2 separate regions of the Homo sapiens genome follow, and region 2 is linked to region 1. A link is a loop called in an ENCODE intact Hi-C map of the cell type or tissue named here. Cell type or tissue: body of pancreas. All regions are shown on one strand. Links, peaks and the distances in the headings refer to the core of each region. The heading gives the core; the rest is flanking DNA. Region 1 has its middle 110 kb from the start of LINC02351. Region 2 has its middle 13 kb from the start of IGF1R.

What was found. Hi-C counts contacts between places; a loop is a spot of excess contacts. Peaks named below come from ENCODE experiments on the same cell type or tissue, not always from the same donor. Only the 100,000 strongest peaks of a DNase experiment are listed, where the experiment ranks them.
Region 2: a loop joins it to region 1, with 2.0 times the contacts of the local background. A loop is called at or near these places in 25 of 110 quality-filtered maps.

The regions. Positions count from the first base shown.
Region 1 is chr15:98,523,317-98,534,510 of GRCh38, reverse strand. No RefSeq gene overlaps it. Among named protein-coding and RNA genes, the nearest start is that of LINC02351, 110 kb to the right of the region's middle. In body of pancreas, for the core only: no CTCF peak of the experiment used is centred there; a DNase peak (open chromatin) is centred at 4,940.
Region 2 is chr15:98,629,629-98,640,822 of GRCh38, reverse strand. No RefSeq gene overlaps it. Among named protein-coding and RNA genes, the nearest start is that of IGF1R, 13 kb to the left of the region's middle. In body of pancreas, for the core only: no CTCF peak of the experiment used is centred there; no DNase peak of the experiment used is centred there.

The DNA.
Region 1 (11,194 bases), core at 1,765-9,764:
TGGCTATTAAAGACATCCCTTTCTAGAAGTTCTTTCCCCCTGGAATCTTATTGGGCAATTTGAAAAATCTTGGCCCTTTAAATTCTTTATTTAAATTTCCTAAAACTTATTTAGTATCATTATCTTCTATATGAAATAGTTTTAATATTTGTGGTCTTGATGGGTCCAATTCTGTAGTTTATGCTGATTCTTCCCTGGCAATTTCTTTAATCATATGCTCAGGGATTTTTGAAATCAAGTCTGAATGACCTCGAAGTGGGTGCCCTTGCCCTCGTGTCCAAACATCTGCGTGGCCTAATGTTGAGGAGAGTCATGGTATCATTCTTTGAGTTTCTCCAGGTTTCAATCTAATATATGAAAGCCATCCTCTTGTGGGCATTTCATTTTCCTTTTCATACTTGTTCAGTTTAAAATACCTTAAAAATATTTGTTGTTTTAGAGTAATGTGCATGTCATTCTTCTGTTGGTGTGTTCATCAGTTTAACCCTTTGGGAAGGCTAGGATCTTAATAGGTTTATAAAGTAACATTGGAAACAGTCTAAGTCTGTCACAGTTTGGAAGCTGCCAGTTGAATTTTATTGAGGGGAAGAGTTAAAGGAGAAGGTCAGCTTGGCCCTCATCCTACATCTACAGCTTAGCAGCAAGTTCTGCCATGTCCATTGCCAAAACCTGGCTCGAGTCTCCCATCTCTCTCTTCAATGCCATCTTCAATGCCATCACTAGATGAAGTTGTCACTGTGTCTTGCCTGAACTCTTGGCACTCTGATTCTCTGATTTGGTTTCCTATTGCAGTATATTCTAGAGGAAGCAGCATACACACACACACACACACACACACACACACACACACACACACACACACACTTATCCCCTACTGAATGAATATCTATCTTTCTCCCTCTTGGAAGTTTTTCAAGTTGATGTTAAAAATGAATGCATGGGCAAAGGATTCGAACAGACATCTTTCTTCTTTCTTTTCCTTCTTTACTTCCTTTCTTTCTTTCTTTCTTTCTTTCTTTCTTTTTTCCCTCACTTCCTCTCCCTCTCTCTCTCTTTCTCCTTCCTTCCTTCCTTCCTCCTTCCTTCCTTCCTTCCTTCCTTCAAGGTCCTGCTCTGTTGTCCAGGCTGGAGTGCAGTGGCACGATCTCAGCTCACTGCAACCTCTGCCTCCCATGTTTCATCATGTTGGCCAGGCTGATCTTGAACTCCTGACCTCAAGTGAACTGCCTGCCTCGGCCTCCCAAAGTTCTGGGATTACAAGCGTGAGCCACCATGCCCAGCTTTGAATAGACATGTCTTTAAAGAAGATATACACATGGCCAATAGGCTTATGAAAAGATGCTCAACATAACTAATCATTAGAGAAATGCAAGTCACAAAGCATGAGAACTGGCTGGGCATGGTGGCTCACGCCTGTAATCCCAGCACTTCGGGAGGCTGAGGTGGGAGGATCACCTGAGGTCAGCAGTTTGAAACCAGCCTGCCAACATGGTGAAACCCCGTCTGTACTAAAAATACAATAAATTAGCCAGGATTCATGGTGAGCACCTGTAATCCCAGCTACTTGGGAGGCTGAGGCAGGAGAATCACTTGAACCCAGGAGGTGGAGATCGCTCCATGGCACTTCAGCCTGGGCAACAGACCAAGACTCCATCTCAGAATAAACAAACAAAATAACAACAACAACCACCAAATGAAAACACGAAAAATGACAGGTTTTGCTGAGGATGTGGAGAAATTGGAATCCTTGTGCATTGATGATGGAAATGCAAAATGGTGTCACTGCTGCAGAAGACAGTGTAGAAGTTCCTCAAAGAAGGAAACATAGAATTACTGTATGATCCAGCAATCCTGCTTCTGGATATATAGCCAAAATAATTGAAAGCAGGGACTTGAACAGATATTTGTACACCTGTGTTCACAGCAGCCTTCTTCCCAATAGCCAGGAGGTGGGAACAACCCAAGTGTCCATTGCTAGAAGAATGGATAAACAAAATGTGGTCTATACGTATAATAAAAAGAGGATGGTTTCAGTAAACCTAATAATCTGAAAAAAACATTATTCAGCTTTAAAAAGGAAGAAAATTCTGACATGTGCTACAACATGGATGAACCTTGAAGACATTATGGTACATGAAACTAACCAGTTGCAAAAAGACAAATATTGTAAGATTCCACTTATCTGAAGTACCTCGAGTAGTGATCTTGATAGAGTTAGAAAGTGGGATGGCTGTTGCCAGGGAGGGTTAGTCACTTCTGTACAGGGAGTACAGAGTTTAGCTGGTAAAATGAGAAGGTTCTGGAGCTAGGTGGTGATGATAATTGCAGAACAGTGTGAATGCACATAATGCCACAAAACTGTATACTTAAAAATGTTTAAGTGAGAAACTTCATGTTACATGTATTTTACATCCGTGAAAACAATCTAAAATAATAATGTGTCATACTTTTCCATATAAAACAAAACGTTTGAAGGAAGGGGCCAGATATTCAGTGTTTTTAACATTTTATGTTTTATTTATTTAGTTAGTTCTTTTGTTTTTTTGAGACAGAGTCTCACTCTGTTGCCAGGCTGGAGTGTGGTGGTGTGATCTTGGCTCACTGCAACCTCCACCTTCCAGGTTCAAGCAATTCTCCTGCCTTACCCTCCCGAGTAGCTAGGACTACAGGCACGTGCCACCACACCTGGCTAGTTTTTTGTATTTTCAGTAGAGATGGGGTTTTACCATGTTAGCCAGGATGGTCTCGATCTCCTGACCTCGTGATCCGCCCGCCTCGGCCTCCCAAAGTGCTGGGATTACAGGCATGACCACTGCACCTGGCCTATTTTATTTTATATTTTGAGATGGAGTTTTGCTCTTGTTGCCCAGGCTGGAGTGCAATGACACGATCTCGGCTCACTGCAACCTCCGCCTCCTGGGTTCAAGTGATTCTCCTGCCTCAGCCTCCTAAGTAGCTGGGATTACAGGCACTCGCTACCATGCCCAGCTAATTATTTGTATTTTTAGTAGAGACGGGATGTCACCATGTTGGCCAGGCTGGTCTCGAACTCCTGACCTCAGGTGATCCACCCGCCTTGGCCTCCCAAAGTGCTGGGATTACAGTCATGAGCCACTGTGCCCAGCCAACATTTTACTTATTGTGTTAAAATATACATAACATAAAATTTACCATCTTAGCCATTTTTAACTGGCATTAAGTAAATTCACATTGTTTTGCAAGCTTCATCACCATCTATCTCCAGGATTTTTTTAATCATCCCAAACAGAAACTCTGCAAACATTAAACATTAAAAGCTCCCCAGTCTTCCTTCCCCGAAACCCCTGTTAACTTCTATTTGCCGTCTCTATGAATTTGCCTATTTTAGGTACCTCATATAAGTGGAATCATTCAGCACGTGTCCTTTCGTAACTGGCTTATTTCACTTAGCGTAATGTCCTCAAAGTTCATCCATGTTGTAACATGCGTCAGAATTTCCTTCCTTTTTAGGTCTGAATAATATTCCATTGTATGTGTATACCATGTTCTGTTTATCCACTCACCCATCAATGGACACTTGAGTTGCTTCTATCTTTGGGCTATGGTGAATAATGCTGCTATGAAAGTGGGTGTGCAAATTAGTTCAGTGGTATTTTCAACAGTGTGATGCTGAGCCCTGGCTGCCGTTTGCACAGTGTGTGGGTAGAACAATAGAAATTGGTAAGTAGGTGAGTCAGGGAAGGCTCTGCTAGAAATCTCAAGACCTGGGTTTGAGCCCCAGCCTCATTACTAATAACTTCTTGTTTTTGAGCTTCTGTTTCCACACCTGAAAAATGGGGTTAGGGCTTCGTGCTTCATTGCTTTCACAGGGTTGATGTAAGTTTCACACAAGAGAGGAAATGTGAAAGCCCTTGGTAAACTGGAAAACTCTATGCAAATGTCAGGTTTAAAAGATCACTTTTTTTTTTTTTTTTTTGGGAGACGGAGTCTCGCTCTGTGATCTTAGCTCACTGCAACCTCCACCTCCCGGGTTCAAGTGATTCTCCTAACTCAGCCTCCCGAGTAGCTGGGACTATAGGTGCCTGCCACCATGCCCAGCTAATTTTTGTATTTTTAGTAGAGACGGGAGTTTCACCATGTTGGCCAGGATGGTCTTGATCTCCTGACCTCGTGATCTGCCTGCCTTGGCCTCCCAAAGTGCTGAGATTACAGATGTAAAAGAGTACATTTTAATATAGCCTATCACCATATTTTGTAATACCATACATTTTCTCCCAGTAAGTACTTCGGAAATATTGTTTATTTGCGGAAGGCAGAATGTTACATTCCTTTACTATTTCTTCAATTTAAAACTGAATTGGCACCAATATTGCAACCTTGATACAAATATTAGTATTCTGCATGTATTTCCTCATTTACTTTTCAGTTTTACACAAATGAGTTCAGTGCCCTTGTAAAAATATAGTCATCTTAATACATTTTCAATTATTTGGAAGTGACTGCATTTTCCCTGGTAAATCATTGTCTAAGTTCAAGATAAACACGTTCAACACCATACGTTTTTCGAGTGCAGCATATGTGGAGTCTAAGTACTTAGACAGTGTGCACCAGCTTAACCCAGAACTAGGCTGTGCAGACGAGGACCAATGTGCTTTCAAGTCTCCTCATCACTTGCACAGAACGAGGCATGCCAAATACAAAAACATTTTTTTTCCTTTTCAGAGGTTTTATTGTTTGAAATGTAATAGATGAACATGTAAGGATGTGATCTTTGGACGACAGTTTATAAAGCCCATTAATAGACACAATTTGGGGGTAAGTTCTGAGAAATGTTATTCTGTGACTAATGGGTAAACGCATTATGGTGACGAGGGGTTATTTTTCTTCTCATGTGTGCTGTGTGGTTTCGGGCTCCGGATCCGTGCTGGACAGTTGTTCCACCACAGCATTTTCCCACCAGCTTTGGGACCGCCGCATGGTGTTGTGGTATTACTGACACTGGGACTTGGTATTTTTACAAGTTCTTGGTCAATTAAATTCAGGATACGAAGAGTCGGGCTTTCCGTGTTTTCCTGTGCACGTGCCAAAGCCCTCTTCCTTCCTGGTAAAGGTTAGACAAATAGGGCAACATCATCATGACCACAGGGATGGGGTGGCTCATGGTCAGTGGTGAGGGAAGCCTGAGCTTCCTGCACGGGGTCAAGGTCAGGACCTGTCTTTGGTTACCATTCAAAAGGAAGCAGATATTTGAGGCGTTATATCCTCCTGTCTGTCCCAAATGTAGAGACCCACTGGTCCCCAGAGGTGACACCTCTTTGAATGCAAAAGGAACAGTATGTTTTAGTCCCACCTCATCTCCTTTTGATTGATTCAAAGGGAAAAAATAGTTTTATCTTGTAAAAAATAGTTTTACTTTGCCTAAAAGTAAGAGGTACCAATGCTCAGATTACAAGAGCTTCTTATTAAAAGCAATCGGGATTATATAAACCTTTGTGTGGGTGGCAAAGAAAGGCATCTGCATATTTTACCTTCTTAGATTTGGGAAAAGTGATTTATTCTCAGTCAAGGCAATGACAAGTTGCAAGTTGTCCAATACTAAATACCTGATAACAGATCAACAGGCTGCCTGTCAATTACTGGGTAATAGAACCTTCGCCACCACCACCTGCAGACCTCCAGCAGCGCCTCCTCCTTCCCTGACAATTTTGCTCATCTGCTCAAGAAATTCTAACATATTCTACATTCTGTCTTCCAACTTAAAAAAAAATTCTTTGCTAAGAATATTTTGGCAATCAGATGCTCTTCAAAAAACAACAAAAATATCCAAGTGTTTATTTGCCTTACCTTCTGTTCTCTCCTCCTCTGGGTAGAGGGATGTGCTGCTGTCACCATGGCTCTTTCAAATGGCCATGAGTTCTTACACTCTGACCTTGAACTCCGGGTGCTTCCCTGTTTGCCTTCTGTCTGACAGTGATGGGTCCTCCCACTGTGACATCATTCCAAAGCACTCTTCTCCAAGGTGGTTTTGTTACCTGTCAACGTTCTGGGACAAAGCGTCTCTAGTTAAGTACATTTGGGAAATAAATGCTGAGTTAAGCAAACTCTGTTGTTGCAGGATTTCCAAAAGTCCTCGATTTCTGATAGGCGCAGCATGCCACCCTTTTCTAATCTTGCTGACTTCAGAAACCCCCTTTCATGAGGATATCTGAAGCATAGCTTGTGCAGCTAGCGTTCCGAAGATGCGCTTGGGAAAGGGCCAGCATGATACCAGGGAGGCTGTGGTGATGACTGCACAAAACCTCAGATTCTTTGATATTAAATAAATGCCAGGCACTGCCTTGCACAACTGTGGGCATTCCTTACTGAATCCAACAGCCCTCCTTAAAAAAAAAAGTTAAACATAAGCATACTTTAAGTTAAAAGTAGCTCTGAGTTTTAAAACATCATGTGGTGAGGTTTGGAGGCTCAGAAGGAAGTTTGCATTTGTGAGTATTGAGTTTTCTTAAGGCATACAACTTAAGAACACGCAGCTCTGGGGACTGGACTGTGCTGTGAAGCACATACCTTCCTAGAAATCAGGACCCCTGCTACATTTCTGGTTCTGGATTCTGAGCTGCTGAGGTGGCATTTGGAACTCTTCTCCCTTTGGATGCTTCACCGCTACCGCGGGTGTGCAGAACACCTGGGTTCAGACCCCTGCAGAGCTCTTGCCACAAGCTTCCTATATTTTCTGATGTTGTCCTCTTTCTGATTAGAAACTAGTTTTCATGCTCTCTGCTGAGCCCAAAATTAGTCATTTAACACCCCCCCCCCACTTCTGGCAGATTTCTTATTTAATAAGGATTTCTTCTATAATAAATTCCTTTTACAAGAAAATTGATTTGTGAAGAAAGAAACAGGCCACCTATGTGACAAAATAAAGAAAAACAAAAATAAAAAAAGGTTTTCTATAAGCAGTATCTATTCCTAACTATTGTTTAAAAATAGGACTTGAGGCCGGGCGCAGTGGCTCATGCCTGTAATCCCAGCACCTTAGGAGGCCGAGGTAGGTGGATCAGCTGAGGTCAGGAGTTCAAGACCAGCCTGCACAACATGGTGAAACACTGTCTCTACTAAAAATACAAAAAAATCAGCTGGGCATGGTGGCGGGCACCTGGAATCCCAGCTACTCAGGAGGCTGAGGCAGGAGAATCGCTTGAACTGGGGAGGTGGAGGTTGCAGTGAGCCGAGATTGCACCACTGCCCTCCAGCCTGGGTGACAAGAGTGAAACTCCGTCTCAAAAAAAAAAAAGTATATATATATCAAAAAAAAGTATATATATCAAAAAAAGTATATATATATGTGTATATATATGTGTGTGTATATATATGTGTATATATATGTGTATATATATATGTGTATATATATGTGTATATATATATGTGTATATATATGTGTATATATATATGTATACATATAATATGTATATATATGTGTATATATATATGTGTATATATATGTGTGTGTATATATATATGACTTGATGGCCAGCTGCAATGGCTCACACCTGTAAGCCCAGCCACCACTTTAGGAGGTCAAGGTAGAAGGATCGCTTGAGCCCAGGAGTTTGAGACCAGCCTGTAGTGAGACCTTGTCTCCACAAAAAAAATTAAAAAATGAGGCAGGAGGATTGTTTGAGCCTGGGAGGTGGAGGCTGCAATGAGCCGCGATTGCACCACCGCACTCTGGCCTGGACAACAGAGTGAGACCTTGCCTCAAAAAAACAAGAAAACTAAACAAAAAGACTTGAATACTACTTCATAATTTTGTGTCCTTAAAAATGTGTTCACATTATCCAGAGCAAGAATTGTTCGTACTGTAGTTGAAGAATGACAGCCCACGTTACTAAAAAAAATCAAGTGATTTCAGCCAGCTTTTCCCATGACATACTGCCTCATAGTTGCTGCCAGGTAGTGGCTTTCGGCAAAGTCCAAGTTTCTAAGAGTGAGGCTAGTAAAATGTAAAATGTCTTCGGTAATGTTTCTTAAAATAATGGGCCCATATGATACAAATTACATTTGTTAAACTGAAAAGATTTTGCTAACCTTTGTGGTAAGGTAGTCTTTGAAGAGAATATTTTGCTAGTGATACTAAATCAATGATTAATTGCAAAACATTGATCCCGTTCAAGGTCTTCATTAGTTGACCTTGCAGTTTACATAGGAAGGACCAAAAGGTGCTAGGAAGGGCCTTGGACATTAGGCCTTGCTGGACTGATCAGCAGTGGCTGACCCAGCCGCGGTCGTGGCTGATGGGACAGGCAGTGACCGAGGGAGTGGATCTATTGCTGCAGCCCTGGGAACCCAAGCTTTGATACGAAGATTCTGAATGATTTAAGCATTTTCCCTAAAGGACACCTTAAGACGTACCATTATGTTTGTTTTTAAGGTAACTACGTCAACATATGCTTAAAGGGAATTCTTCAATTTGGGGTTTGCTGGGGGTTTCAGTTTCTTTACAGTCTGCAGTGAATTATCGTTTTAACTGTGTGCCTTTTTCATAAAAGCATTTTACATTGTACTGAAAAGATTGCATTCTTTTGGCTTTGGAAAAATATTTCCTGTTCAGTTCAAGCCATTACAGCCTGTTAGCGTTTCACATCTGGAAGCCTGTGCCTCCCGTCACCAGCGAAGCGAGTGTGGCGGCCTGGCTGGGCCCCCAGCGCCTGCGTAAAGCGCCGGGACTTGTTTACTTCCCAAAGCTCAGCCTTGCGGGTTTTCGGGGAGTGAGGGGGTTCTGAGCGGGGGAGAGGCGCTTCCTTGCTCCCAGGGCAGGGGTGTGTGTGTGGGTGTGTGTGTGTGTGTTCATTGTGTGTGTGTGTGTTCATTGTGTGTGTGTGTGTGTTCATTCTTCCTGGGATGGAGATGGAGGGGTCTTCCTCTTGGGTAATGAGGGAGGTTTCTTTCTCCTGGGGGTGGGGAGGGGAATCTTTCTTCCTAGTGAGTGTTGCATCCCCCCTCCCCTCATGCCTTAAGCAGCTATTTTTCACTCCCACCCAGTTTTCCAGAAAGCCAACCCAAACATTCTCCGTGTGAGAGGGAAGTATCCCTCAGGGAAGAGAACAAATTTGAACAAAAAACGCTGGGCAGCCTGCGGCCTTGGTGTGGGTTGGAGCTGCAGGCCTCAGTCTGGCATCCCTTGTCACCAGTCACCCAGGCTGGGTTGAGGGACGGCCCAGGAGAGGTGGCCCTGGTGCCTGCTCTGTGGCTCTTCTTCCTGGGGAAACAGGGGACTGCGTCCTGCTTTCAATCTTTAAAAGGGAACCAAGCCTCTGGGTGCCACGTTACTTTATGAGCATTAAGCTCTCCCCCAGTTTGCTGTGGTCTGAGAGGGTTAATTTTTGTGGCCTCTGGGACCCTGCTCTCCGGAGGTGAGCCTGATGCTGCCCCCACTCTCGGGATCATTGAGCTGGGCTGTGTCTGCTGATCCTGGTGGCTTCAGTGCTGAGAACACTCCCCCAGGGACCTGTCCCTGTGGCCTCTTGGGTGGCCAGGCACTAGAGCTCTGGGGCAGTGGTGCCCTGGGACAGAGTCCACTGAGTTCTTTGAGGGAGTGTGACAGCCCCCACAGCATAACCTGTAGGGGAAACGATTTCATGGTGTGGAAGGAGCAAAACATTCACTGCATTTCTCCTGATCACACGTGACCAGAAATGATGCCAAGCAAGTCTAGGCTTCCTGCAAGAATCAGGCAGGACCCTGAGCACCCAGGCCTCAGACCTGACGGCCTTGGGTGAGGTGCCCCCCTCCCTGCAAATCCAAATGATCACAGTGTCTTAGCACTCCGCTGGCAGGAGGTCAATTCACAAAGGGCCAAGGTCAGCATCTTCTTGGGGCTGGTCAATCAATGCTCTTCCGTTGAACTTGCAACCTTGCTGTAGGAGACGGGTGGTCCAGATCTGACAAACATCTTTCCCAGAACACAGGGCCAGCGACAGAAAGTAAAAATCAAGATCAGATCTGTCCCTGCCCCTTAACACTGGAGTTCCTGGGTGTGTTTTGAGAAAGGTCGCTATTGAAGTTGGTTTCCATGGGAGGAGCATGCAGCATGCGTGCAGGCCCCAGGGTGGAAGCAGCCCTCTCTCCAGTTTGTTTTTCTTAATTTCTTTGAACGTTCAGTGAATCTTTTTTCAGACTTGTGGGAAGCCACTTGCCCAGTGAGTTGAAATGAATAGCAGTTTCAACAGAGAGCTTAGTTGAACAACCACCCAAATGGACTGAATGCTTTGTATGGGAAAAGCACGGGAAGGGGTCTTCATGGTGGGCTGGGGAGGGGAGGGAAGCTGTGTTGTACTCGGCATGCCCCAGCTCCTCTCGTTGTTGTGAGTTGGGGAGTGACTGCTCTGAGACAGAGTTGAGCTGTGAGTTAGGGAGTCCGGCAAGACAGAGGATGTGGCCCACATGTGCTCATCCTATCCTGGGCTGAACACAGGACTCAGTGTCCCCCAGAGTCCTTGCCCTTGTGTTTTAGGGCTCCAGGAGAGAGCTGGCTGCATTTGAGATGGGCCTTGAGGATGGACAGGCAGAGAGAGCTCTGCAGCGGAGGGCATAGGGCACCCTGGGTACGGCAGAGGAGGGACCTGGGATTTTTTTTTTTTTTTTTGAGACAGTTTCACTCTTGTCGCCCGGGCTAGAGTGCAGTGGTGCAATCTCAACTCACTGCACCCTCTGCCTCCCGGGCTCAAGCGATTCTCCTGCCTCGGCCTCCTGAGTAGCTGGGACTACAGGCGCCTGGCACCACGCCAAGCTACTTTTTGTATTTTTAGTAGAGATGAGGTTTCACCATGTTGCTCAGGCTGGTCTCGAACTCCGGACCTCAGGTGATCCACGCACCTCGGCTTCCCAAAGTGCTGTGATTACAGGCGTGAATCACTACACCTGGCCTGACCTGGGACTTTTAAATGGCATTTGAGCTTGGTAAAGGGGACTGTTTTGATCCGGTCAGTAGCACCAGCTGAATGTTTTACACAGGTTTTGAAATCAGATAGACCTGGGCTCATGCCCCAGTGCTGCCCCTTACTGGCCAAGCGTTATCCTCTAGAGGCCTCAGTTTCCTCTTCTGTGAATGCGTTAAGCAGGATTCAGTGAGGTCACGGCTGTGGAGTGCTCAGCATCGTGTTGGCAACTGGAGCCGAAAGCACATCAGCTGCTGCTGTTATTTTAATTGGTGATGGAG
Region 2 (11,194 bases), core at 1,765-9,764, 110 kb before region 1:
CGGTAGAATAGGGAGAATACTATACAGAGGTTAAAATGAATGAACTAGATCTAAGCGAATCAACATAGATAGATTTAACAGCCAATATGGTGTGAAAGAGCAATTTGCAAAGGTTAAATAATGATATGCTACTGTTTATGTAACTATCAATACAAAAACAATAGCATTATTGTTTATGGATACATACATATGTATCAAAAGTATAAAATATTCATGGAAGAGATAATAACGTCAGTGAGACATTATCTCTCAGGATGAAGGAAGAGATAAAAAATAGAGAATAGTTTTAACTATACTGACAACCTTTTATTTGTTTAAAAGACAAAAGATATCTGAAGCAAATGATCCAAAATGTTAATATCTGTTAAACCTGGATGGCAGGTACATGTGTGTCTGTAAGTTATTTTGTGTATTTTTTGTAGGCTTGAACTGTTTTATAAATTTTTCCTTTGTCTTTTTTAAAATAAACTTTTTAGTAGAGAATAGTTTTGGATTTACAGAACTGTTGCAAACGTAGTACAGAGAGTCTCATATAACCACACCCAGTTCCCCATATTATTAACATACTGCTATGCGACATTTGTCATAACTAATGAACCAATATTAAGACATCGTTATTATGATGATTTTTTTTGTTTTCAGAGACACAGTCTCACTCTGTTGCCCAGGCTGGAGTGCAGTGGTGCAATCTCGGCTCACTGCAACCTCTGCCTCCCGGGTTCAAGCGATTCTCCTGCCTCAGCCTCCCGAGTAAGTGGGACTACAGGCGCCCACCACCAAGCCTGGCTAATTTCTTTTTTTTTTCTATTTTTAGTAGAAATAGGGTTTCACCATGTTGGATAATGTGTTTCTGGGAGAAAGACTCCAGAGGTACAGTGCTGTTCTCATCACATCATAACAAGGGTACATGCTATCAACATGATGTTAACATTGATCACCTGCCTGAGGTGATGTTCATCAAGTTTTCTACTGTAAAGTTATCTCTATTTTTCTCTCTCTTTATATGTTGTACTCTTTGAAAGAAAGTCACTCTGCCTATCCCACACTTATGCTCCACCTCCGTAAGGGAAACATATCTGTGTAAGTTATCTACAATTCTTCTGCACAGCAGGTTTGTCTATTCTCCTTTATTTATATAATAACTTTTTATTTATATCAGTACAGGCTTGTGGATATTTATTTCATATTTTGGGTTATAACCCAGTAATACTTTATTTATTATGTTGCTCAGATTGTTCCAGGTTTGGCTATTGGGAGTAATTTCATTTGCCTCTTGGGTCCACTTGACATACCCCCATCATTTTGGGTTTTGTTTTGGTTTTAGCAATTTTAGTTTCCGGCACTACAAGATACTCCAGGCTGATCTCATATATCTCCTGCCTCAGCCCTAGAATCAGTTACTTCTCCAAGGAGCCCTGGTTCCAGTGGAAACTGGAAAACGCTTTCAGAAACCAAAAGCCAGCTGCCAGGTGTGCTTGTTGCTACTGGGGTGTCATTGCTTCTAGGTCCTCTCAGCTGACGAAATAAGGAAACACATCTGTGCATACTAACTTGTGTATTTACACATATCTGAAAATATTTCAATATGTAACCATCTGTATCTCTGTGAAGCCAAACGAAGTTCCTACTGAAGTTTCCAACTGCTCCATTAGCACACGGATCATCCTAGCCTCCTTCCCCTTGCCCTTGCTCCCATCCATTAGTGAGAACCCTGGTTCTCACCATCTGCCATCCATTTACTCATTGTTCAATTTATAATTTGTATTTTTTATTTTTGAGATCGAGTCTCACTCTGTTGCCCAGGCTGGAGTGCAGTGGTGTGATCTCGGCTCACTACAACCTCTGCCTCCCGAGTTCAAGCAATTCTCCTGTCTCAGCCTCCAAAGAAACTGGGATTACAGGCACCTGGCACCATACCCGGCTGATTTTTGTATTTTTAGGAGAGATGGAGTTTCACCATGTTGGCCAGGCTGGTCTCGAACTCCTGACCTCAGGTGTTCCTCCTGCCTCAGCCTCCCAAAGTGCTGGGATTACAGGTGTGAGCCACCGTGCCCAGCCTCAATTTATAATTTTTTAAGAAGAAAAATAAATGCTGCTAAGAAATGCTTCAACTTATTACAGCATCCAGACCAAAGGTGCAGACTATTTACAAAGCAGACATTTGCAGGGAGAAGAAGTTTCATGTCATGATCCATTCCCAGCACAGACCTCTCTACAGGGCCAGGACATGCTTGTCTTGTGCCCTTCCAGGGGGCATTCATGGAAACACAGGCCAAATGTCCCTTCAGAACAGGTCTGTGAAACCCAGTTGTGAGGGATAAAGAGCACCAAGTCCAGGACACAGTGGGAGGGGATCCTTGAAGAAAATTAGGTGGGAGGAGGAATCACGTAACATAAGCTAAAGAGAAAAGCGAGATTGGAAACATTCACTTCAAACAGCAATTTTTCACCTTTTTCAATAGTGAGCCTCTTTGAGACTCGAATGTGGGCAATGGATGCTCAGCTCAGGAAAACATTCCAATAGATCAAACAGCACAAAAACTGTTCCCTCCTCTGAGCCCATACTTGGGCCTCAGGTTAAGAAAGCTTCATGTATACTGCATGAATGCCGTGTGTGTGTGTGTGTGTGTGTGTGTGTGTGTGTGTGTGTGTGTGTTTGGAGTAGGACTAGGGGTAACCAAGTCTGAAGGCTACACTACTTCAGCCCTGTTCTTTTCAGAATGGTCAGGATCTGTCACTAACAGTTCACTTTGTTTGTTTGTTTAGAAACAAGGTCGCTGGGCGCGGTGGCTCATGCCTCTAATCCCAGCACTTTGGGAGGCTGAGGCGGGTGGATCACGAGGTCAGGAGTTCGAGACCAGCCTGACCAACATAGCAAAACCCTGTCTCTAATAAAAATCCAAAAATTAGCTGGGCATGGTGGCACACACCTGTAATCCCAGCTACTCAGGAGGCTGAGGCAGGAGAGTTGCTTGAACCCAGGAGGTGGAGGTTGCAGTGAGCCGAGATCGTGTCACTGCACTCCAGCCTGGGAAACAGCAAGACTCCATCTCAAAAAAAAGAAAAAAAAGAAAAAAAAGAAACAGGTCTTGCTCTGTCGCCTAGGCGGGAGTGCAGTGGCACAATCATAGCTCACTGCAGGCCAGGCACAGTTGCTCATGCCCGTAATCCCAGCATTGTGGGAGGCTGAAGTAGGAAGATCATGTGAGGCCAGGAGTTCAAGACCAGCCTAGGCAACGTACCAAGACCCCATCTTAACAAAAAACTAAATAAATAAACCAGACAAAATGGCTCAGGCCTGTAGTCCTAGCTACTTAGGAGGCTGAGTTGGGAGGATGGCTTGAGCCAAGGAGTTCAAGGCTAAAATGAGCTATGATGGCACCACTGCCTGGGTGACAGAGTGAGACCCTGTCTCTTTAAAATAAAATAGCTCACTGTGGCCTCAAACTCCTAGGTTCAAGGAATCATCCCACCTCAGCCTCCCAAGTAACTGGGACTGCAGGCACACCACCGTGCCCGACTAATTTTAAAAGATTTAAAAAAAAAAAAAAAAAAAAAGACCAGTTGCCTGGGCAACTGGCCTGAAACTCCTTGCCTCAAGTGATCCTCCTGCCTCAGCCTCCTGAGTAGCTCAGACTACAGGCAAGAGCCACTGCACTCAGTTTGCCAGTTTGTTTTTATGGTTACCTCCTATTTATAGCGAATAGCAAGTAATAATGGTTTTCTATTTATGAAAATAATAACTTTTTTTAAAAAATGAATCTAGGGTTTTTTTAAAATTTATTTTATTTTATTTTATTTTTGAGACGGAGTCTCACTCTGTCGCCCAGGCTGGAGTGCAGTGGCACGATCTTGGCTCACTGCAACCTCTGCCTCCCCGGTTCACGCCATTCTCCTGCCTCAGCCTCCCGAGTAGCTGGGACTACAGGCACCCACCACCATGCCCAGCTAATTTTTTGTATTTTTAGTAGAGACGGGGTTTCACCGTGTTAGCCAAGATAGCCTCAATCTCCTGACCTCGTGATCCGCCCGCCTCGGCCACCGAAAGTGCTGGGGTTACAGGCGTGAGCCACCGCACCCGGCCAATTTTTATTTATTTTTTATTTGAGATGGTGTCTTGCTCTGTTGCTCAAGCTGGAGTGCAGTGGCACGATCATAGCTCACTGCAGCCTCAAACTCTAGCCTCAGGCGATCCTCCTACTCAGGCGATCCTCCTACTTCAGCCTTTCAAGTAGTTAGGATCACAGATATGCACCACCATGCCCGGCTGATTTTTTTTTTTTTAAGAGACGGGGTCTTGCTGTTGCCCAGGTTGGTCTCGAACTCCTAGGCTCAAGTGATCCACCCACCTCAGCCTCCCAAGACGCTGAGATTACAGGCATGAACCACCGTGCCTGGCCAGTTTTATTTTTAATAAAATCAATTTAAAGAAACATATGAAGTGACATTTGGAACAGGAAAAAAACTGAAGTTTCAGAAACCGGTATGAAGAGAGATGTCTTGACTATGGTGAAAAGTGCATACACTTTGGAGCCAGAAGGGTCTGAATTCAGTTGCCAGCTATGTGATCCTGGGTGAGTGAAACTTTACCCCTTTATAAAATAGCAATCATAAAGCTTAGCATGCAGGGCAGTGTTTCTCTGAATGTGTTTCCTGTGCCACCCACATCAGAATCAGCTGAGGTGCTTGTTAAATGGAACTTCCCAGGCTGCCACCCAGAACTTTTTTATCAGACAGGATCCTGGGGGTGGGGAGGTAGGTGGTGGCGTGGGAGAGAGCCTAGAAATCTGCATTTTAACGAGGTTCCCCCGGTGATTTTAGGATGGGCTCTGGAGAGGATGAAAGGAGCTGAAATAAATAAAGGAGCTGGCACAAAGAAGCAGGAAGGACACTGTCCTTCTGGGCTGCCCAGCATCCGCACACCACGGACCTCTGAAGGGGGTCACAAGGACCCTGCTCGGAACTTACCCGGGTGGCACTGCACAAATATAGTGACTGATGCTCTGGAACTGCACAGAACATAAACTGCGTGGCCAGAGCTCAGCTGATCTAGTCCCCCATGGTCCTTTCCCCTTTTTTTGAGCCTGGTTCTCCCAGCCTTCCTTATAATTCTCAGCTATCCAGTAGTGTAGTCTTCCAATAAATTCCTGTACTGATCAAGGGCCTACAGTTGGATGTTGCTGTTTGTGAACAAGAACTTTGACAGGAATAGTGAGTAGTGACTGTTTTTGTTTTGTTTTGTTTTGTTTTGTTTTTTGTTTGAGATGGAGTTTCGCTCTGTTGTCCAGGCTGGAGTGCAATGGTGCGGTCTTGGCTCACTGCAACCTCCACCTCCCGGGTTGAAGCAATTCTCCTGCCTCAGCGTCTCGAGTAGCTGGGACTACGGGTGTGCTAATTTTTGTATTTTTAGTAGAGACAGGATTTCACCATGTTGGCCAGGCTGGTCTTGAACTCCCTGACTTCAAGTGATCCACCTGCCTCAGCCTTCCAAAGTGCTGGGATTACAGGCATGAGCCACCGTGCCCGGCCAGCAGTGACTGCTTTGCTTCCTTCCATCAATGGCTCCTCAGTGGTGTCCCTGGAATCTGAGGGGTGCTATATAGCCCCTCCTGGGGGTTGTCAAAAGAAGGGGTTGTGGAGGAGTCAAAGGAAGTTAAGGAGGTAAAGAAATGACCAATCCCACCATCCAAGCTCTGCCTGGCTTCAAGCTGTTTTATACATTAGATTTTGGATGAAAAATTAATTTGAAATGAATGATTCCACCACTTTTTCTGAAAAGTTTGAAAACCACTGCCTATCATGAGATCCCCTAAGAGGAGACCATGTGGTGGGGTGGGGACGAATGAGGCAGAGAGCGCGGGCAGAGGAGGGGACGCCTCAGGACAGTGGAGGCTGGGGACTGGCTTGTCCTGCCATGCTGCGGATGGGGTTTTAGGGCTCCCTACAGGCAGAGCACCCAAGGCCCTCCTTCTGAAGCTAAAACCTACTGGTAGGTGCTAAGATCCCACCCCTATACTGGGGGGGAGCTTCCGTGGCCTTTGTGCTCCGTGTAATCCTCAGAAGCTGCTCTTCCCTGCCCATGGGAAAAGTGACCATGGCCACTTCCAAGAAGAAAAAGTGGGTGTTGATGCGATCAGATCACTAGGACAGCCAACAGTCTCCTGGCCTCAGGAAGAGGAATAAGCAGAACTCCGAAGACCACAGAGAAGAAAGCACCAAGTTACTCTTGAGAGACCGAAGAGAGAAGGGCGCATGAAGGCATAAAGACGCCGACCTGTGGAACAGGGTGAAGAAAATTAAAGAGGTCCGGACATTTCCCATCAGAGCTAGAGCTTCCCCCAAATCTGCAGCACTTAGAGCATAAAGATAGAAATGTGCAGGTGGCATGTAATCCCAGCACTGTAATCCCAGCACTTTGGGAGGCCTAGGCAGGAGGACTGCTTCAGCCCAGGAGTTGAAGACCAGCCTAAGCAACACAGGAAGGCTCTTGTCTCTAAAGAAAAAGAAGAAGAAGGAGAAAAAGAAAGAAGAAAGAAGAAGCCGGGCGCGGTGGCTCACTCCTGTAATCCCAGCACTTTGGGAGGCCGAGGCAGGCAGATCACCAGGTCAGGAGATCAAGACCATCCTGGCTAACACGGTGAAACCCCATCTCTACTAAAAATACAAAAAATTAGCCAGGTGTGGTGGTGGGCGCCTATAGTCCCAGCTACTCGGGAGGCTGAGGCAGGAGAATGAACCCAAGAGGTGGAGCTTGCAGTGAGCCGAGATCATGCCACTGCACTCCAGCCTGGGCGACAGAGCAAGACTCCATCTCAAAAAAAAAAAAAAAAACGAAGAAGAAGAAGGAGGAGGAGGAGGAGGGAGGGAGGAGGAGGGGGAGGAGGAAGGGGAAGAGGAAGAAAAGAAAAAAACGTTTCCTCACTCTCCAAATTTTGTTATTTGCAATAAAGGCATTGAATTTTCATTAAATATTTCCTCTTGGTCTACAACTAGGGTAGTAGGAAAAAGGAGAGGAGAAGAAGACTTTATTAGATGCCATCGCTGAGCTGCTGTTTACTTCTATTTTCTTTTCACTTCTTGTCTTTTATTTTTCTTTAGAGATGGAGTCTTGCTTTGTCTCCCAGGCTGGAGTGCAGTGCCGCGATCATAGCTCACTGCAGCCTTGTTCTCCTGAACTCAAGTGATCTTCCTGCCTCAGCCTCCCGAGTAGCTGGGACTATAGGCTCACACCACCATGCCCAGCTAATTTTTTAATTTTCTGTAGAGGCAGGATCTTGCCATGTTACCCAGGCTATTCTCAAACTACTGGGCTCAAGAGATCCTCCCTCCTCAGCCTCCCAAAATTTGGGGGTTAGAGGTGTGAGCCATGGTACCCACTCTGTCGCTCAGGCTGGAGTGCAGTGGCATGATCATGGCTCACTGCAGCCTCCACCTCTGGGGCTCAAGTGATCCTCCCCACCCCAGCCTCCCGAGTAACCTCCATGTTGTGATTACAGGCGTGCACCACTATGCCCTGCCTCATCTTCCTTGTTATTGGTCTGTAGCATGCTCCTTTCTTTTTCTTTTCTAAGTTAATATATTCTCTTTTATCCTCATACCCCAGTCTAATTCACCAGCTTAATTTTTTTATTAACATAAAGGTGGGCAAGTAGTTTTCAATTTCCTGTATAGTTGCAAAGCTGAGTTATTGTAAAAGACACACAATATAAGGTTATAGTAGCAGTTGGAGTAAAGTGGGAGTAATCTAATAAAAGTCATGGGTCCTCTCCCTGGAAAAATCTGTCTCTATTCATACACACAATTTTGCAAACACTTTCTAGGGTTCAGAGACCTCTAAGGCCTTTTGCAGATGTACTTTGAACACCAAAGTGTTCACTGCCTCTGTGTTACAAGAAAACTCTGAGAACTAGGGAAGGATTTATACTGCAGAATCCTTTAAACAGATTGTAGCTTTCGTTATTTTCAAAATTATAAAAATAATTATTAAAATAAAAAATTGTGATAAAAGAGAATGTACATTAATGAATCGATAAGAAATATTTGTTGTAACTAGTGCAATGTAGACATTGCTCGTATAAACAGGTTCTTTTTTTTTTTTTTTGAGATGGAGTCTCGCTCTATCTATAAACAGGTTCTTACAGAAGAAGAGGAAAGTAACTTTGTTGAGTACCAGCTCTTAGCCAGACATTGCACACAACGCACCACCTCCATTTCCTTAACAAACAGAAATAGTCGTTATTTTCATACCCATTTTTATAGACGGGGAAACTGAAGTCAAAGGAGAGCATAAGTTCCCAAGAACTTATGCAACTTTCAGTATTATAGTGTTAAATATGCAACTTACAGTATTATAGCGTTACAAAGTCTGCCTTAAACACAGACATAGTGATCATTTTTAAAATACGTTTTACAAAATGAATTTATTGAGCAAAGTGGAGTTAACTTCTTTCCATGGGTGGGGAATTCAAATTCCGTCTTATTTAAATTACATTTAAGGCCAGGCATGGTGGCTCACACCTGTAATCCCAGCACTTGGAGAGGCTGAGGCAGGTGGATCACCTGAGCTCAGGAGCTCAAGACCAGCCTGGGCAATACGACGAAACAGCATCTCTACAAAAGATACAAAAATTAGTTGAGCATTGTGGTGTGTGCCTGTGGTCGCAGCTACTCAGGAGGCTGAGGTGGGAGAATCGCTTGAGCTTAGGAGGTGGAGGTTGCAGTGAGCCGAGATTGCACCCCTGCACTCCAGCCTGGGTGATAAGCGCAAAGTTCCATCTCAAAAAAAAAAAAAGCGGAATTTGGGTTTCTTGTGCCATTTATGATGAAATCATTGGGTTCTTTTGTTTCATTTTCTTGGGTTTTCCATTAGAAAGAAACCTTTCTATATCTACATGTCATCCCTCAAAGAAAAAACTCCTTCCTGAACGCTGTTCACTCACTCACTCTACGAAGCCTGGTGTCTTTCAGGGAGGAGCAGCCCTGGTTCCCCAGAGGTGGAATTAGCTTTTCCTTCTTCCTATTCTCACACACCTCTTTACTGTCTCCACTCCTTGTAAATGATGTGTCAGCAGAGTTTGTCATTTCTTTCACCAGTGTTACTTAGGGGTGTGATTGCACATACTAGGCATTCAGTAAATGTCTACCAAACTGAGTTAAATTCCTATTTTTTTAATTGGGAAAAAATTTTGACACAGAAAATTAAGGAGAAAAGTATTGAAGAGACGCTTTACCCATGAGCCAGATTTAGCAAATGAAAACATTTTTCTCATTTTTGCCTTGAATTTTGTTGGTTTAAAAGAAATAAAATTTAGAGGCCGGGCACGGTGGCTCACGCCTGTAATCCCAGCACTTTGGGAGGCTGAGGCGGGCCGATCACGAGGTCAAGAGGTTGAGACCATCCTGCCCAACATGGTGAAACCCCGTCTGTACTAAAAATACAAAAATTAGCCGGGCATGGTGGCGGGCGCCAGTAATCCCAACTACGCGGGAGGCTGAGGCAGGAGAAACTCTTGAACCCGGGAGACGGAGGTTGCAGTGAGCCGAGATCACCGCAGTCCAGCCTGGCAACAGAATGAGACTCCATCTCAAAAAAGAAATAAAATTTAGAGATAAAGTAGAAGTCCCTTTCCATGATTTTATCCTCCTCTTGCCCACTACAGAGAAAACTATGACCATTATTTTGGTATGTATTTTTCTGATTTGCATTTTATATTTTTGCTGCATATAATCCTTAGTATTGTTTCATTATTTTTCTAACTTTACATGTTCTGCACCTTGCTTTTTAAACTAATATTATGTTTTCAAGACCAATGTATATTGATAGACATGGATCTAGCTCATTTGCCTTAGTTATTATATACTATCCCATGATGTGAATATACAGGGTTGTACTTACCACTGCCAAGTGAGAGACTTTCAGAGTTTCCCTACCCAGCTCTTTGCTATAACAAACAATGCTGAAATGTACATCCTCATTACAACTCGGGTTACTTCTTGTACAAATTACCTAACACACAGTTGGTAAATAAGGGGAGGATGTTAGAACACGGAAGTCATGTTAGCTTACACATGATTTTCCACAACATGTTACTGTTTTAAAGCAATTAAAAGAGAAAGTCGGCCGGGCGCAGTGGCTCACGCCTGTAATCTCAGTTCTTTGGGAGGCCGAGGCGGGTGGATCACGAGATCAGGAGATCGAGACCATCCCGGCCAACATGGTGAAACCCCGTCTCTACTGCAAAAAGTAGCGGGGCGCGGTGGCGGGCGCCTGTAATTCCAGCTACTCCAGAGGCTGAGGCAGGAGAATCGCTTAAACCCGGGAGGCAGAGGTTTCAGTGAGCCAAGATCGCGCCACTGCACTCCAGCCTGGGCAACAGAGGAGACTCCATCTCAAAAAAAAGAAAAAAAAAAAAAAAGTCGTAGCAATGAATACAGACCTGGAGCTGAAAATCTACTAAAATGTCTTCCTTCGGAGCGAATACTTACAGGGTTAGTGACTTCGAGGAGCACTATGTTTTCCATAGAGCTATTAAGCTATATGGTTTTGCTGTGGGTGCAGAAGAATAACGTTAAGAAATTGGAAGCATTTCAGCCAGGGGTGGTGGCTCACACCTGTAATCCCAGCACTTTGGGAGGCTGAGGCGGGTGGATCACTTGAGGTCAGGGGTTCAAGACCAGTCTGGCCAACATGGTGAAAGCCCGTCTCCACTAAAAATACAAAAATCAGCTGGCCGTGGCGGCGGGCGCCTGTAATCCCAGCTACTCAGGAGGCTGAGGCAGGAGAATTGCCTGAACCTGGTAGGTGGAAGTTGTGGTGAGCTGAGATCTCTCCACTGCACTCCAGCCTGGGCGACAGAGCGAGACCTTGTCTCAAAAACAAACAAACAAAAAAAGAAATTGGAAGCATTTCTCCTTGTATTAAAACTTCGGACCTTAAAAAATACAGTCCAGGGGCCATATTTTTAATTTTGATGAAAATGTTCTCTACCTACCTGTCCCAGAAGGAGGAGCCTCGGGTTGAAGGCTGAAAAGGACAGGCACCTGGGATGCTGGGAACAATGCCAGCATGGGACCAACTCTGTTTGTGTCATAATTTTTAAAACATGGTAGCTTTTGTTAGTGCTGGGGTGACAAAGTTCTATAGGTTTTGAGCAGCATGCTCCAACTGTATTTCCCCTATACACTTGCCAATTTT